Regions from separate parts of the Homo sapiens genome. Here region 2 is linked to region 1. A link is a loop called in an ENCODE intact Hi-C map of the cell type or tissue named here. Cell type or tissue: HCT116. All regions are shown on one strand.

The links. A loop is a pair of places that touch in the nucleus more often than their neighbours do. Peaks named below come from ENCODE experiments on the same cell type or tissue, not always from the same donor. Only the 100,000 strongest peaks of a DNase experiment are listed, where the experiment ranks them.
Region 2: a loop joins it to region 1, with 7 times the contacts of the local background. A loop is called at or near these places in 8 of 110 quality-filtered maps.

The regions. Positions count from the first base shown.
Region 1 is chr18:59,401,465-59,403,964 of GRCh38, reverse strand. LOC107985156 (a long non-coding RNA gene) reads left to right here and starts at 615. Exons shown (of 9, transcript XR_001753470.1): 1 at 615-1,577; 2 at 1,852-1,993; 3 at 2,334-2,430. In HCT116, a CTCF peak has its summit at 1,275; a DNase peak (open chromatin) is centred at 1,374.
Region 2 is chr18:58,784,363-58,786,862 of GRCh38, reverse strand. No RefSeq gene overlaps it. Among named protein-coding and RNA genes, the nearest start is that of LINC01926, 28 kb to the left of the region's middle. In HCT116, a CTCF peak has its summit at 1,056; a DNase peak (open chromatin) is centred at 1,322; H3K27me3 peaks cover 1,111 bases.

The DNA.
Region 1 (2,500 bases):
TTAAAGTATAATTAAAAAAAAAAAAAAAAAGAATCTTATATGTGTGTACTATGAGGCATGCACAAAGATGTTCAATGCAGCATTGTTTATAATAGCAAAAAAAAAAAACCCTGGAAACAAAGCAAATGTTCATTAATAGGAAATCAATTGTATAAACTGTAATGTATTCATTCTATAAAATACTTTTTAAAATAATAAAGCTGATCTTTATGTTCTGACATGGAAAGAGCTCTAAATCATATTTTTAAATGGGGTCGTGGGGAGAGAAAGCAATTTGAAGATTTTGTATTATTTATGTAAAGATACTGATAATACAATAACATATATTTTCAAGATAGGAAAGCAAGTATGTAGAAAAAATCTAGACAGATATTACTTCTGGGGAGTGTAGTTGGATAGTGTGGAGGAGGGGAGTGTTGGGAAAGTGGGGGAAATGACTTTATTCTTATCTGTAATTTTTTATTCATATAAGGAAAACGTGAAATTTATTTTTAATTGCAAGCAAAATATGAAAACTTTTTTTACAGAAAAGCCTTTAGATTCATTCTTTTCTGCAACCATTCAATTTCCAGTAGACTCTATTCCAATCATGAGCTTCCTAGGTCCCTTACGAAGTGTCCAGTTTACCAAGATTCTACTTACATACATCTTTTCTCATCTTTATGTGCTATGTAAAGCTAAATAAATCTGCTCATTGGAAAGTGCTAAGAGTGGCAGTAAATCCAAAATTAATATAGGGCAGTGGTCTTTATTTATAGGTGTAATATTATTCTGTCTCTATTTGTCCACCTTCAACTCTACATTTCTGAGGGTCATAAGTTTTGGAACCAGAGAGAACTCTGTTAATTTCGCGACTTTGGAGCCCGGATAAATTACCTAATGTCTGTAAGTTTCAGGTTCTGCATTTCTGAAAATCAGGAAAGCTCCTACTTCAAAGCCTTGGTATACTAGATAAGACATTAAAAGTGAAATTATTTAACATAGTGCCTGATCAGCAACGTTCCTTTCCCCTACTGGAGTTAGGAGGCCTTGCAAAAGTCAAGCATGCCTCATAGCTGCGTGAACTTGTGGAAAGTTAATTCACCTCTCTGAGTCTCAGTCTCCTCAACCGTGGAATAAGAATAATGACATTTTCTTGATACAGGTTCCTCTAAGTCACAAATGTAAAAGACAGCAAGCTCAATATGCAGACCATATGGTCATATCAATCTTTGTTTCCCTTCCTTTCTCCGTCTTCCCCTCTAGCGTCTCCTGCAGTTCCAAGCTGACACGGCAGATGGTGTAGTTGAATCGCCCAGGGAGCCTCAGCACAGCGGCCTCAGTCACCTCTCCACAAGGCAGCTGCCCCAAGCTGCATTCATTGGGACAAACCTACCTTCCTTCTAGAATGTGAGTCAGATGCGGCAGTGGTACTGCAGGCGGCAGCAATGGCAGTGTCACAACACAGACTGAGATTTGGCTTCAACACCGAACCGCTTGGGGGCTCTCATGGATGCAAAGTGTGTCGTTTCCTTGTGGAAGGACAGTGAAGGCAGGTGTTTGCTGCTCTCCTGCAGGCTCTTGGGCATGCTTCAGAGGTACTTCTTTCGGGGCCAAGCTCTTATCAAATTAATATTCTGTCCGTAAGGGAGATTTTGTTAATTACCTCGGTTTAATGAAGTTTTTCTTAGCTTTTGGAAACAGAATGTGTTGGCTCTCCATTTTTTGGTCTGTTTGAGTGAAGGAAAGTTGATGTCCTAGGTTGGATACAAGACTGGAATAGGATATTCAGAGGCAGCTTCTTATAGACGACCACCTTTCCGTAACACCATTAGAATTATATGAGCTTTAATCCTGCACCTAACTTTCCAGGGTTTCCTCCTCCAAGAAGCTGCGTTAGCACTGGACCAACGACAAACAAGTGAAGGGCTTGGGTCAGGATACCTGTGTTACAGCTGCAGAATGTCAAGCACAGGGGCAGTGACTACAGCTTGCCAGGGCAGAGCCCACAGAGGTAATATTCCAAAACAATACATTTCCATGTAATTCCAGCAGCAGAATGGCTGGGGGCTGCAAGTTGCATTTGAACAGCACTTCTCAACCTTATCAGACCTAATGCCCCCCTTTCATAACAAATACTGTGTAACTCTCCCCTCTAGTATCCTACAATGAGATGCGCAGATACTACAACTTGTCTATGCACATATTTAATCCCTCTAATGTCCTTGCAGTAATATAAAGAATAAATGAAAGCAAAGTCATTATACTGAATTAATATGTATTTCCATGTGTGAATATGCAGACACAACTATGTTGGAAGGCATAAATAGTCTGATGCTTATGTCTGTTCACAGCATTATCCTAAATATCATGGCCACAAATCCAAATTAAGTGTTGGTGACTCAGGTACCATGCGCTGCATTGAATGACTCAGTAAAATTCCAACCAAATGTAAGTATAATCTTTCTTTATTTTACATACAATTATTATAGATAAATGCCATAAAAATAAGTTGCATTTA
Region 2 (2,500 bases), 620 kb after region 1:
TCCCGTGCTTTGGGAGGAATGGGGAGGATGGCTTGAGCCCAAGAAGTCGAGGTTCCAGTGAGCTATGATCACACCACTGCACTCTAGCTTGGGTGACAAAGCAAGACCCTGTCTCAGAAAATAAATAAAATAAAATAAAATAAAGTCTCTGTAAATAATTTTTCGCTTACATCTGACCATTCTTGGAAGACAGATTCTTTGTTTTTTGAGATGGAGTTTCACTCTTGTTGCCCAGGCTGGAGTGCAATGGTGTGATCTTCGCTTACTCTAACCTCTGCCTCCTGGGTTCAAGTGATTCTCCTGCCTCAGCCTCCCAAGTATCTGGGATTACAGGTGTCCGCCACCATGACCAGCTAATTTTTTTGTATTTTTAGTAGAGACAGGGTTTCACCATGTTGGCCAGGCTGGTCTTGAACTCCTGACCTCAGGTGACCCACTTGCCTCGGCCTCCCAAAGTGCTGGGATTACAGGCGTGAGCTACTGTGCCCAGCCAGAATAGATTCTTAGAAATGGAATTAGTGGGCTGAAAAATGTCAATTAAAAAATATATATGTATATATTTTAGAGACAGGGTCTCACTCTGTTGCCCAGGCTGGAGGGCAGTGATGCAATTATAGTTCACTGCAGCCTTGACCTCCTGGGCTCAAGCTATCCTCCCACCTCGGCCATCTGAATAGCTGGGATTATAGGTACGTGCCACCATGCCCAGCTCTAAGATATTCTTGACACTCTTTGCCAACAGCCTGCTAAAAACATGGTCAGTTTGGCTGGGCAGGACGCACAGCTGTGTGTTCTGTATGACCTGTTTTACACATTAAATATTTGAAAATAAATAAAAACACAACCCACAATGTTAACAGTGCTTACCTCCGGGTGTTGAGGTTTAGGGGTGATTTAATGGACTTCTTTTTACCTTTCTATATTGTATACATTTCCAAAATAATTTTATCAAATTACTTTTTTAAGTAGGAAAATCCTATGATAGAACACTGTGCTCAAGGCATGAATCCTGTGTTGTTGCTCCAGCTCTCCAGCCGACAATGTGAACTTGGACAAGCCACTGGATCTCGGCTGAGCTAGAGCATCTGAGACAGCCACTAGGTGCTCTCAGCCCAGGACCTGGGGCACTTAAAAAACTCCTTGCTCTGAGTCCCTGCCCAGAGTAACTGCATCTGTATTTGCAGGGTCGGGTGAGGCCTGGTTATGGGAATTTTTCAAAGGTGAGTCATGGACACTAATGTGCAGTTTAGGGCAGGCTTCCCTGATCCAAAGGCTCTAAGGAAGGCCTTGAAAGCCACGATGAAGACCTCATCCCATGGGAGCTGTGGGCTCCTTCAGAGCTGGGAGAGAGGAGGCGGGTGGTGGCTGCGGCACACCTTTCTGTGTCTGTTGGCAGCATCTCAGCCGCAGGTAGCAGGTGGGGTCTGATTCATCTCCAGCAACATTTACAGACAATGAGTCACAACCAAAGAAAATCACGTATCCCGAGAGGGAAGCCAGGTCCTCTTTGATTCCAAGCACCGGGTGAGATCAGAACAGGAGGACCAGGCAGGCAGTGTCTGGCGGTGGCTCTCCCTTCCTGCAGCAGGGGAGCAAAGCCGGGGGTCTCTATTTTGGCGGGGCTTGTGGTTGAGGAGAGGGGAGTGAAGATGGGCCGGAGGGAGAAGTGGGATCAGGCTGGTGGCCTTGCTTCCTCTGGGCCAGTGAGCAGTGGCCACTCTGCTGGCCAGGCACCTACCCTCCTCCAAAGCCTGGAGATGAGGGCAAGTGAATCCTTCACTCCTCTCTTGGGGTTATTTCTATGGGGAGGGGGCTGGGCCCTCTGCTGGTTCCCTTAGCAACAGGGCCTGGCCCAGCTGCATTGTGCAGAGGCCCCAGCTAGGAAAGGCAGAGGGGGAAGGAAGGGAGGAGATGGTTTTCCACGGCCTGCCCTTCTCAGAGGTGGCGGGGGCTGTCAACATCCCAGAGCCCTTGGTTCCGGAGGGGGAGGGGATGCCCGTCGAGAACTCAGTCTTTTCCCAGGGGGAGAAGGCCAGAGAGGGGCCCCGTGGGCATCACTGAGGTCATTGTTTACATGTAGAAAATTAGGCTGCAGCCACTCTTGGCTGCATCCCGGGTGGGAGGTGTTAGAAAGAGGACCAGACCAATCTTGCCCTTTGACGCTGCCCAGAGGAGGCGACCAGTCCCCGACAGCCCTGCTTGGCGGCGGGTCCTGGCCTTCCATCCTCTGTGCGCACGCGTGGCATTTTCTGACCTGCCCTTGTCAAAATGACTGCATGTTCTTCTTAGCATTTGGATTTGCAGAGCTTCTGAAGGGCTTCTGCCTCTGAAGTCCCCTGCCCTGCCTCGGTTCTCACGCCTTCACGCTCTCCCTGCTCTTCTTGCTCTTCCATTCTGCGTGGCTGTGGTCCCCTCTCCCTCGCCCCATCTCTCCTGCTTAGCGTCCATCTCTCCCCACGTTCCTTCTTCCCATTTATTCCTCCCCCACCACTATTCCAAA